3 separate regions of the Homo sapiens genome follow, and all the other regions are linked to region 3. The links are chromatin contacts, found by Hi-C in ENCODE. All regions are on one chromosome and are shown on one strand. Each heading gives the region's core, a stretch centred on a gene start or an enhancer-like site at or near the end of the contact. The rest is flanking DNA. Distances are from core to core; before and after follow the strand shown.

Region 1 (4,204 bases), core at 282-2,781, 250 kb after region 3:
CATGCAAAGTCACCCCAGTTCCCCCAGACAACTGGCAACAGTCTCCTTGTTTCCCAATGTGAAAATCCTGAGCCATGACTGGCTTGGCTAGCTCATCTCTGCAATCCAGGCCACAAGTCATGGAGCCCTAAACAAGCTATAAGCTGGCTTCTTTGAAACCACATGTCTGCCCCCGGTCCCCTTAGGCATGAACCAGAGATGGGCTCATGTGGCCGGCTTTGGGGAGCAGCAACTACGGATGAGTAGGGAGATGACGGCCACTTTCCAAGAACAACGCACTGTGCTCAGGCTGTTCCTCTAACTGGAACACACTCTTCATGGGCCTCCCGCAGCCTCTTCTCTGCCTGGTAAAGATCAAATATCTCTAGAAGGCCACTTCAGGCCTCCAGGCAGCAGCAGCAGCCCCTCTCTAGGCTCCTACAAGCACGCTGTACTCACCTACATAGAGTATACCACTTACATGTTGAATCACAATTATTTGTTTATTCGTGTGTTGTTTACTAGACTGTGAGTTTTTCAAGGGCAAAGACTGTCTCTTAGCTGTCCTTGTATTCCCAGTGCCCAGCACCATTCCTACTACCACCCAGGAGGGACTCCATGAGTGTTCATCATTTGATACATGAGCCAAGTCACCTGCACATTCTGTACTATCTACTCAGCACTTTACAGAATCCCCCCTAATAGCACAGGATGACGGATCAAGAGTCCAGCTTCCTTGGGTTACAGATAAAGAAACACGGCCCCTGGCAGGTGAGGGAGCTTGACAAATTCACATGCATGGTGAGCAGAGGCTCTGCGATGGGAAGGATGTCTCTCTCCTTCGGCCTCCTCAGTCAGGCAAGGGGTCTGCCCACAGCTACAGATGTCTCCAAAGAGCGAGAGTGGATGCGACCCTATCAACCACCTCCAGCTCCAGTGGGCTGCAGGGGGATAGCACCCCATGAGTTTTATCAGGCTCAGAGTAGCTTTAGAAGTACAAGCGTTTCTACAACCTCTGCTGCTCAACAGGAATCACTCCTCTTGTTCTTTATTGAGCCGCCCTCAATGCAAACCAGGTCCTCCCTGAGAAAGGTCCGATCACCCCTAGCTTTTGAAGTTAACATCTGAGGCCCTCTCTGTGGATCAATGACACAGGCAGAGAAAGGACAGATCTGTCTCAGTGGCCCCAGTACAAGCGATTCCAGTCTAGGACTCTCTGATCTACCCTGCAGGCTTATTCCATTGTCTTGGAGTGAGGCCACGCTTACACAGGAAGCCCTGTGTATCACGCTGCACTGTGGGCAGAAACATTGCAAAGTCCTTCCTATGACTGATAAACAGTGTTTGGTTTGGATCAAGAGGAAAAATAAGGCGCTCGGGATAATAGAGGCGGATGGGGAAAACACACGGGACTCCAAAATGAGAGCAAAAGAAGATGATTGCTTTGAACCATTAATGTAGTAACAAACTCTAGGAACAATGAGCATTGGCCAGAACAAGCTTCCTGCCATCCAGCTGCAGTCAAAGCTGAGAGTTCACGGAGGCCAGAGAACTGGCAGGAGCTGTGTTATGACTGGGGGAGAACAAACAGGCCAGGTCAAGAAAGGCAGGCACCCTTCAAAGGACAACATCTCAGGACGTAGATGACTTCAGCTGCAGTCACTAACAAAGAAAGGTGTCCCCTCCTGCAGAATGATAACATGAGACAATCTGAAAGGAAGAAAAAGGCAGATGGCCAGGCTGTGGCCGAAAACTGTTAACGTTCCTCTCTAACAATAGGGTTGATAGTATTATTTGTTTTTGTTAAACTGCTTTAGGAGGTGGTGGGTGGTGGCTGACCCCACTTCACCAGGGACCCATGTGAGGAAACATCATGACTGTCTCACTAACTCCAGGACCTTTTGTTTTGCTGAATGAGGGATACAAGTTGAGGGGGAAAGCTAAGTTGCTCAGGATGTAAGAAGGAATTCTTAGAGGCTGTACAAGGGGTAAGTAAGAGGAGAAAAGACACCACTGGCAGGGGAGAAAAATGTGGGCAGCAGGAGTAGGGAGTGGAATAAAAAAAAAGTTGGATGGGAAATTTAATTTACTAAGAGGTGTGAGCTGGGATCTTTCATCTCTGTTTTTTCATTTGCTGAAGATTTCAGTAAAATAAGTACTTCTTCCTAAACACACCATGGAATGCATTCATTTTATGGGATGCTGATTTTGGACCCAGGTGGATGTGGGGTGAGAGCTGAGTTCCCTGCCCCAGCTAAGTTATACTTTTGAATAAACTGTTTCCGTGGAACTTCCCATGCCAGGATCTCAGGCCTTTGACCAAAGTGCCAACTTGGCATGAATAAAGGAAAATAATTTTTTCCCTTATCTCCACTCCCAGAGCTCTGCAATTGCAGTTAAAGCTAGATGATTTATTAATAATTTAGTACAGTACTTATTCAGAGATTTTGTGCTTTGTTTTTCACTGTGGCAGACTAATTAGGCAAGAATAGAGTTGAAAAAAAGAGAAGTTGCTAGGCAGGGCCTAGGAGGAAAAACCAAAATAGACTTTTTATCCCCCAGGTGTAGGCCCAGTGAGGATAATTAGGCCAGGTTGTCCCAGCGGGGTAGATGTGGATAAAGTCTGGGTAGTTCAAAGGCTGAAGAGAGAAGGGATTGACTAAAGAAGAAATCGAAAAAGAACTGGGCAGGTGTGGGCTCCACAGTCCAGGAACCCGAGCTGGCTGGATGACTGGGTTGGGAAGGAACTCAGATGGGACAGCAGTACGGGTACCTGTGAGGCCTTGGGAGCTTTAGTAGTCAGGATAGGCCAAGTTATGCTGCATTACAGATACACTCCGAAACTTCTGAAATACAAAGAGAGTCAAGCTGCTGTTAAAGCAGCTTCCTTGGTTAGTTCTTCTCCATATGGCTACCAAAGGCCCCAGGCTGCTTCAATCTTGTAGCTATGCCTTGCAGAACACACGACTTCCAAGGACACTGTCGAACAGGAAAGAATTAATAGTAAAGAGATGTATTGCCCACCGTGGTAGCCACTAGCCACATGTGGCTAATTAAATTTAAATTGATTAAAATTAAATAAAATTTTAAATTCAAGTCTTTGGTCACATGAGGCCAGTGGCTACCACAGTGGACAGCACAGATATAAAACATTTTCATCATTGCAGAGAGTTGTGGTGGACAGAGCTGGCCTGGAGGTTTACACAGGGGGCTTTATTGCCCTTCCAGGAGGTGGCCTTCATCACTTCTGCCACATCCCACTGGCTGGAACCCAGTTCCTTAAACCCAACCTCACCACTACGTAAGCTGGGGTGTGTCCGCCCAGAAGGGAGTGGGATTGGTGAGGCTCTAACCACCCCCACAGGGGGCCTTGAGGGAATCTCACTGGGCCAGCTTGGAGGGACCCAAAAACTGCCCACCTCCAAACGGACCGAGGAGCAGACTGCCGAGCGCAGGAGCACAGACTGACTGAATTATACAATGAGTTCCTTCCTTGTACAATCCAAAGATGGAGTGAGAGGAGGGGAGAGGGAGAGGGAGAAAGCCCTGAACAATGGCTGAAATAGAATTTTTCCCTAAGCTTGCATAGTAGAAAATTAAGTCCAATTTTATTTGATTCAGAAAAAATAAAGAAATAGAGCACTTTTTCCACTTCCATGGATCTTGGGCATTTTTTTTGTTTTTGTTTTTGTTTTGTTTTGTTTTGAGAGGGAGTTTCACTCCTGTTGCCGAGGCTGGAGTGCAATGGCGGAATCTCAGCTCACCGCAACCTCCGCCTCCAGGGTTCAAGAGATTCTCCCACCTCAGCCTTCCGAGTAGCTGGGTCTACAGCGCCCGCCACCACATCTGGCTAATTTTTGTATTTTTAGTAGAGATGGGGTTTCACCATATTGGCCAGGCTGGTCTCAAACTCCTGACCTCAGGTGATCCACCCGCCTCGGCCTCCCAGAGTGCTGGGATTACGGGCGTGAGCCACCGCGCCCGGCCAATCCTGGGAAATTTTTATCCACTACATCGTTTAAATTGTGAAAGTGTATGAGGAACAGCAAACATGTCCCTAAAGGTTAGTGCCGGAAGCCAAGTGACGGCCACAGACCACCCGCCATTCCTCTCCCACCAGAGATACCCTAACTTTTCTCTCAGAGGGGATCTGCAGGGAGGGAAAAACACAGAGTTTAAAATCCAGCAGGTGTGAGATCCCCTCCTGACACCAAAGTCAGGTCCC
Region 2 (4,068 bases), core at 398-2,897, 180 kb after region 3:
AAAAAAAATCCACTTTTAAAAAGAATAAAACAAAGGAAAAAAATGGGACGACAGACATCCAGCCCAACAAGCCCTTTGCACAGGCATCCTGGCTGTTCTTACTCTTAGCCCATCTTCCCTTGGGGCCGCTCCTCACCCCCAGGCATCTCCTTGTGGGCCCCGCTCTGCCGTGTCCATCTATTCCAGGGTTCACTAATCTGGGGGCCTGGCTCCCATCCCTGTCAACACTTTCCCTACTTCATCTGGGCACGTGAGAAGGGATCCTGCTGTTGCCCACCCCAGTGGACAAGGAGAAGATACTGTGTGCAATGGGAGTGCTTTCTGAACATCCTTTTAATGGCCTACCTGCTTTCAATCATTAAGAAGCAAAAAACTAATCCTGGGAGTAGAAAATGATGTTTATCAAGTGCCTATTGCCTGCCAGGGCACACACTGGCACGCCTCACAAGCTAAGTCCTCTCAGCTCTACTTTACAAACGTGGAGACTGGAGACGGGAGAACATATTTTGCTCAAGATGCGCAAGATATTCTCTCCTCTTTCCATCTTCTTCAAACCCAGGTTCGCTGAGTTGGTCAGGGGAGGTGGGGCAGCTCCTGCTATTCCATTCACCTGGTGGACTCTGTCCCTCGTCTGTGATCTGGAGAAAAAGTCTCTAACGCAAGTACATTTTAAAGATTAACGCCCAAACAAAAATCAACTTAAAGACATTCTCACAGAACAGACATATTCTGCCACTACCACCATTCTCCTATCATCCCACTAGCCTTGCACCAAGGGCTTGAATCTGCTCTTTAGTGGAAAGAGCATAGCTCTCCATACTGGGTCCTTCTGTGACCTTTTTCAACTTGGAAACATCAAGAATTTTTCATGGAACTCTACAGGTTAAACCTGGGGAAATTAGGTAAATGTATTCTTCCCACCAGGGATGTTTTTCTTTTTAACTTTGTGGACTAATAGGCTTTAATTTCCATCACAGCAGCATTTCTTAAAAAGTGATACTCATATCATTATGCAGGTATATGAAATGATTTTAAAGGTTGTGTATATATTTGAACATATTGTAGCAGGTCTATTTTTCAGAATCACATCATCTTGGGTACAAAAACGCAATCTTCTATCTGTCTAATTGTGCTGAACTTTTATCTTGAGCCCTCATTCTGCCTAATACTGGAAAATGTAATCCAGTCAATTCCAGGTTTTAGAGTTGATTAAGAATATAAGGACTCTAGACATAATGTAGTGTTTATTTATGTTAATGTAGTGTTTATGTATGTAAATACTGTAACAAAAATACGTTTAGGTCAACTCTAGGGATGCAACAGAATATGTTTCCCTTCTGAGGGAGTTCTACATCATTCACATTTGAGAAGCACAGGGCTAGCAAGCATTAGCAAGCTGGGTAGTGCTAGTAATGGAAACGCCTTGCTCTTAATGTCTCAGGCTATTTTTGTTAAGTATTTTGAGGACACTTAATGACTATGCTCTTAAGATTTGGGGTGGGGAGCCTCCGAAGCCTGCGGGCTCTTGCTCCACACCCACATTCCTGCCCTCCAGGGACATGGCGTGTGCACACGTGCACTGCGTGTTTCGCGTGGCCTGCCTAGCAAGGGACCCTGGGCGGAGACCTTGGCCATGGAGCACAAAACCCAGCACAAGGGAATGGCGGGCGGGGCGCACCCCATGAGGACCTTTTGTTAGGTCACAGGAGGGGACACTAAGGACAAACAGTCCCCTCTCTAAGTGGTTCCCACGTCACATCTGCTTCTCCTCTTGCCAGCCTGGAAGGGTTGTTTTGCTCAGATTTATGTGTTCTGGGCTTTGCAAAATGTTTCTAATTGTTCAAATTTCTTGTGAAAACCCCTTATCGCCTGTGTGTGCCTCTCTGCCCAGCTGTTCCATAGATGTCTATGTTTACAGGTTGCTGCCATTGTGTCTTTACACACTTTATTTGTGTTGACCTTCTTTCTCTCTCTTTTTAAGGCCATAAGTCCCTTAAAGATCAGCTTCCCTCTTTTTCTTTTCTTTCTTTTTTTTTTTTTTTTGAGACAGGGTCTTGCTGTGTTGCCCAGGCTGGAGTGCAGTGGCATGATCATGGCTCACTGCAGCCTTGACTTCCTGGGCTCAGGTGATTCTCCCACCTCAGTCTCCTGAATAGCTGGGTCTACAGGTACAAGCAGGTGCCACCATGCCAGACTTTTTTTTTGGATTCTTTTTTCTTTTTTTTTGCAGAGACAGGGTTTTGTCATTTTGCCCAGACTGGTCTTAAACTCCTGGGCTCAAGCGATCCTCCTACCTCTTTTTTCTTTTTTTTTGTAGAGACAGGGTTTTGTCATTTTACCCAGACTGGTCTTAAACTCCTGGGCTCAAGCGATCCTCCTACCTCGGCCTCTCAGTGTTGGAATTACAGGATGAGCCACGGTGCCTGGTCCCACATTTTCCATTTTTAGAAAACTGCGTACTATAAGAGTTAAGCGATGTCTTAACACACTATTAAACAACCTATGTCTTAAGGGAAAACTATCATTATAACCTTCAAAGTATTTAAAACTTGGACATTCAAAAACTCCCTAGAATTAACAAACTCTAACATTGAAACAGATGGTTCAAGGGAGAGGGCGGGTCTGTTTCCATAACAATTACATACTTGGAGTAACCCACCGGCTTTTTGGACTTCCTGGCCTGTGGGTGGGGAAGAGGCCCCTGGGTTGGCCATCACCACCATTCTCCCCCAACCCCCAGCCATCCAGCACCACAGCTTCTTGCAGTTCTTCGGTGGAAAGGCACAGAGCATAGCCCTTCCTTCCTTTAGTGACATTTTTCACCTTAGAAATATCAATTATTTCTCGTGGAATCCTATAGGTTAAAAGTGTGGCTTTTTACAAAAATTTAAGTTCTCCCAGGTTGACATCACACTAAACAGATTAGAACCAGCTTTAATGTGTGATAAGGTAAGAGTGAGGCTTGAGAAGTTCAAGGGAGCCATATTCAGGAAGCGGCATAATTCTTTTCAAAAAATAGGGACTGAGCTCTTTACTGGATCATTTTTGTACAGGGCATTTCTAAGATGAACTATAACAGGGAACTTTTCTGGATGCTGACAATTTATGGGAGCTAGAAGAATATAAAAAACAATTTACAAAGCAATAAAGAATGAAATAAGTTCCACAAAGCAAGTCACATTACAAGAAGAGTTACGATGACAAGCCACCTTGCAGGTTGGGGGTCAGGACTCAAATAAGCTTAGGAAGTAGACAGCTCATTTTATGACAAAGTCTTATTCACAGATCATTTTTATCTTGAGCAACAAACCAAAATTTATCATTGTGTGGGAAGGGGGAATTTCTTATCAATCTAGAGTAGCAAAAATCGCAAAGATGTTTTAAGAACACGGAAAAGAAGGAAAGAGGCCTCAGGTGACCTATAAGGGTCTCATATGTGACACTGCAGCTCCATTCAGAGCACAGGTGGGTGCAGAAATGCCCGGGGAAGGTTATCACTCAGGAATGTGTCTGGCTGAGGTCCACACTAGGATGGCAGACCATTCAGACGATCATCTTAAAGTATTAAAAAGCAAATATTCCACATTTCTAGACAGTGAATGATTTCAGCACCTGTTTAAGTAAAGCACTATGCTGAATACTTCATGGGAAATCCAAAGAAACCGATAGTAAGGCTTGGATTCCCAGTGTCTTTGACTAAATCTAAAGAGTACTCCCAGACAGGGGACGGTATTACTCAACGGACTCTCCTTACGGCAGGACCGTAGGCAACTCAAATCATCTAGACTCTGGTCCTCAGCGTGGAGGACCCAGGAGCTAGCAGTTAGCAGCACCATCAGCAAAAGTCAGACTGCCGATGCTGGACTCACACTATCCCACCTCGAGAGAGAGACTGCTCTGCAGCCCAAACCAGCAAAGCATTAAGTTACTATGAGGAAGACTCTTCCTGTGGATTGGACTGTCATCCAAGGTGCACCTGCCGAGTAGGAAGGGACTGGGAGAGAAAAGCAGTGGTCAGAAGGTTGCTTAGAAACGGGGGTTTAAAGAAAGGAGAAAGTAGGTTGCCTT
Region 3 (4,107 bases), core at 1,112-3,611:
ACCCACAGGTGCCAGCCATTGAAGACCAGGTAGACTGGCATCCCCTAACCATAGCATAGCTTCCAGCGCAGCAGGAAGCTGGGCCAGGTGGGGTCGGTGGGGAGACGGGTGCCAAAGGTGCCTGGAGTGAGAGTGGGATTAGCAGCGTGGAGCTTGCCTGAGCTCCCAGGCACCTGATGGATGCTGGCAGCTAAAACCTCCACTAAACCCTAGGGCCCCTGGTCACCATTTGCCAGAAACTCTACAAAGTGCTTTAGAAACACTGTTGTTATCCCATCTCACATATGAGGACTGAAGGTCAGAGAAGCTAAGTAACTTTCCTAAGGTCACACAGCAAGTAAACGGGAAGATGGGGACTTGAACCCAGACCCATCTGACTCCAAATTTATACTTGGCCCACTATAATGGACCAGAAAATGGTCCTTATTTTGTAATAGTTTAATAACCACTCACGCAACACCGCTGCTTAGTTGTATGGACCAATTATTAATTTTCAAATGTTTTTATGGGGGAAAAAATAGTCAGTTTACTACATACCTGGTACTTTACACCTACCTGCTTTGAAATTTTAATAATAATTGGAAAATGAGAGTTGGAAGTTTATTAGGTTTGACTGAAGTAAGTTGTCAAATGGCTGAGAAAGGGCCACCCCTAACAGATGCGCCAAGCATATTATACTGAGAAGTCCCACTTAGGTATACGTTGGCTGGGGAGAGTCCTGGCGTTCATTCCTTCTCCCGCGTAGCCTTATGGGTCTCTTCAGAAAACACATGGTGGCGCTGCCTGCACGTGCCTTTACAAGCTGCAAGCCGTCCAAACAAAAGTGGTTAGTTTCTGCCTCTTGGGATTACAGTCAGATTCTGGCAACATTTCGCATTCATAACTGAACTTTCCACATAAAAGCGATCTCTCTCACTGTTTTGTACACAAAGTGAGGCAGCATTGTCCGAGTACAGTAATGTTGGAAAGAGATGAAGCATTGTAAATGTTTAACAACAGATCTCTGTTAAATCCACTCTAACGAACACAACCGTTTTGATGAATATTATTTTTAAAGAGAGAGAAAAATACAGATCTTCCTTTGCAAGCTATCTTTGAATAAAAGATAAAACCAACACACTGAATTGGCTTAGTGGAAACCCGTCATGTATTTCATTAGACCACTTGCAGATAGCCTAGTGCCAACCTATAAATGTTCTCTCTTGAAAACCACATCCCATAGATATACAGCAATCATTTTCTTTCAAGGAGGATATATTCACGCAGTTACATTTTGTACAAATATAAAGTAGGCAAAATTGAAAGAATACAACATAAAACATGACTCATTAATGAAGTTTGTGAATTACTCATTCACAAACTGCATTAATGAATTTTTTTAAATAACATGTCTTCCAAATTAAGAATTCCTCAAGAAGTGCACGTTTGGAAGCTGCCAGGAATAAAGAGCTGTGGACTGGGTTTATGCTATTCATTCTTTAGGCACTCATTCAACAAGTATGTGTGGAATGGTTTCTCCATGCAGGCACTGTTCTAGGCTCTGGGAGACAGCCCTGAATGCAGCAGGGATTCACAGAGCTGACATTCTAGCACAGGGCATATGGGTGGGGTTGTGGAGTCCAGTAGGAAACTGGCTAAGGCGGTGTAGACACAGTGCTAGAGGGGGTCAACACTCAGGAAAACAAAGCAGGATGTGGGAATGGGAGGGCACCCGTGAGTGTGGGGTGAGTTTCTTCACCAGGTAGGTGACAATGAAATAAAGCTCTGAAGGAGTGGTGGCCTGAGACCTGGGATATCTGGACAAAGATAGTTGCCGATAAAGAAGGAATAGCAAATTTGTGAGGCAGAGTATGCGGGCGCCTGGCCCCACATTCCAGGGGAGAATGGGGAGGTGACGAGGTTGCAGGGGCCAAGGGTGACTTGGCTAGAAAAGCAACACATGACTCCCTTTGTGAAGATTGGATTAAAATTATGCAATGGTTGCATTAAGTTTGAAAATCTTCAGGGACACATTTCTTGCAACTTCCCTCTACTCGTGTAATTAGAAATGAATAAATGTTAATAAGGAAGCTGAAAAGGCTCTAATGGTCTAGAACGTTATATAAAGCTTACTGGAACATGACGTTCTCAAAGTGTACTAGGATTGCAAAAGCAGCCACAGGACCCTTATTTTCCAGATTCCTGTGGAGCTGAGGAGGAGGAATCACAGCCTAATGGAGGGACACATGGCAAAGGAGCATGGAGCTGTGTGCTAGCAGGTGCACAGCGGGGTCATGGCCACTGTTGTTCAGTGGGGCCACCAGATCACAGATGAACACTGCAGCCGTTTCACATGTGACTGCCCTCATCCTTCATTTCCTATCCCCCACTGCGTGGAGCCCTTGGGTCACAGTTACGGCTGGAGGAGGCTGTGGATTCAGAAACGCAGTTGTGGATAAGGAAAGGTTTAGCACTGCCCACAAATGAAAAGAGACCTTCCAGATTTAGAGAAAAGGAAAAAAGCAAACAAAACAAAATAAAAACCCTCTTTTCTCCAGCTCCCAACATAATCAGAGATGAAAGAAGACAGTTTTAGCCTGGTAAATAAGAAAATAAACAAGAGCTTGAAATGGATAAGTTTTTTCTTCTAAATTTGTTTTTGCAAAGGGTTTTTCTTCCCTGAAAAACAAAATACTAAAATAGCAAGTTGTGTTTTCATTTATAAATCCTTCTCAAGAGGAAATCTAATAATAACAAGGGGTTTCCATTGGATTCCAACTTATTTCATAATGTAAATATATTTCTATCCTCTGGGGAAAAAAGCTTCCCCAAGCCAGGTATTTATCGTTTAAATTTGTGATTTTATTCACTTCCATTTTTCCCTCTCTTTTACCTTGAACAGCCTCTCAAACTGAAGAGGAGTGTTCAGTTCTACAGCTTATTAGATAGGGCCTCTTCATTCAACGATGCAAAGTTTAGAAAGAACGTGGACGATGACTTGCTATGTTTTGTTCTACATCCAATCAGAAGAGTAGCTTGTGGCTCAAAAAGTCTTATCTTAGAAGATCAAATGTCCACATTTTAAGAGAGCGGGGCTGTATACTAGAAAGAAAAATGGATTAGAGTCAGTCATACTTTCAAACCTCAGCAGTATTTCTTATGTTATTTAAAGACATATATTATCTGGTTTCTTTGAGCTTCAGTTTCTTCTCCTATAAAATGGGAAGAATAATAATGTGGTGGATTAAAAATGGCAGCCAAATCTCTGACCCTCTTCCATTGAGAGGGGGACTCTGTCCCATCCTCTTGAATGCAGGTGGGTTTTGTGACTGCTTTGACCAAAAGAACAAGGATGTGATACTGTGCCAGTCTCAGGGCCCAATCTTCAAGGCACAGGCAGCTCCCACTTCCCATCTCTCAAAACATGAAATAGCTCTTGGAACCCTGAACAGTGCAACTCCCTTGAGGCTGCCATGATGTGAGGAAGCTCAAGCCACCCCGGTAGAGGTCTATGAGCAGAGAAGCAATGGCCAGCTGCCCCGCATCTCCCAGCTGCAGCCATTAGAGCCGTCCCAGCAAAGCTTCCAACCGTGAAGCTGAGTGGAGCTCCTCTGACTGTGCCCTGTCCAAATTTTCCATCCACATCATCAGGAGATACAATAATACTGTTTTAATCCATTGAGCTTTGAGATGGCTTGTTAAGCAGCAATAGATAAACATACTAAATGCTTATGTTGTGGAGCTACTGTCAGTTTTACAAATAATACCTCCAAGGCGCCTACACAGAATGGACACATAGGGAACATTCAGTAAATAGGAGCCATCATTTGTACTGTTGTTCTCATGATCTTCCCACAAGAGCGTTTATTAGAAATGTGATCAGAGAATCCTTTCTGAGCTCACAGAAGGCATTGAAATCCCTCACAGCTGACTTGCGTGGGAGTACACGGGCTTTGGGATGGCAAATCCTTCCTAGCCCAAGCCAGTCAGGTGCAGGAGAGCCACTAAAACCCTGCCAGTGCCTGCACTGCCGTTAAACATGTGTCCTCTCAGTAAACGAGACATGCTGTCCCTGCATTCCAGAAACATTGCAGCTCCACCTTGTTCTTGTATTTTTTCCTCCCCTAT

The links. A loop is a pair of places that touch in the nucleus more often than their neighbours do. Pooled maps may share reads with other maps.
Region 1: a loop to region 3 is called in a map of OCI-LY7, with 2.8 times the contacts of the local background. The contact joins two enhancer-like sites. A Hi-C loop is called at or near these places in 2 of 168 maps with a recorded cell type or tissue (OCI-LY7 and endothelial cell of umbilical vein) and 5 of 50 pooled maps.
Region 2: a loop to region 3 is called in a map of heart left ventricle, with 3 times the contacts of the local background. The contact joins two enhancer-like sites. A Hi-C loop is called at or near these places in 4 of 168 maps with a recorded cell type or tissue (Caco-2, MCF 10A, heart left ventricle and 1 more), 1 of 37 single-sample maps with no recorded cell type and 1 of 50 pooled maps.

Annotation. Positions count from the first base shown.
Region 1 is chr18:10,267,543-10,271,746 of GRCh38, reverse strand. No RefSeq gene overlaps it. Among named protein-coding and RNA genes, the nearest start is that of LINC01254, 140 kb to the left of the region's middle. Within about 2 kb of position 1,531, at least 12 of the 41 ENCODE cell types and tissues checked have a DNase peak (open chromatin) inside an H3K27ac peak, as active enhancers do.
Region 2 is chr18:10,334,435-10,338,502 of GRCh38, reverse strand. No RefSeq gene overlaps it. Among named protein-coding and RNA genes, the nearest start is that of LINC01254, 78 kb to the left of the region's middle. Within about 2 kb of position 1,647, at least 2 of the 41 ENCODE cell types and tissues checked have a DNase peak (open chromatin) inside an H3K27ac peak, as active enhancers do.
Region 3 is chr18:10,516,950-10,521,056 of GRCh38, reverse strand. No RefSeq gene overlaps it. Among named protein-coding and RNA genes, the nearest start is that of NAPG, 7.0 kb to the left of the region's middle. Within about 2 kb of position 2,361, at least 16 of the 41 ENCODE cell types and tissues checked have a DNase peak (open chromatin) inside an H3K27ac peak, as active enhancers do.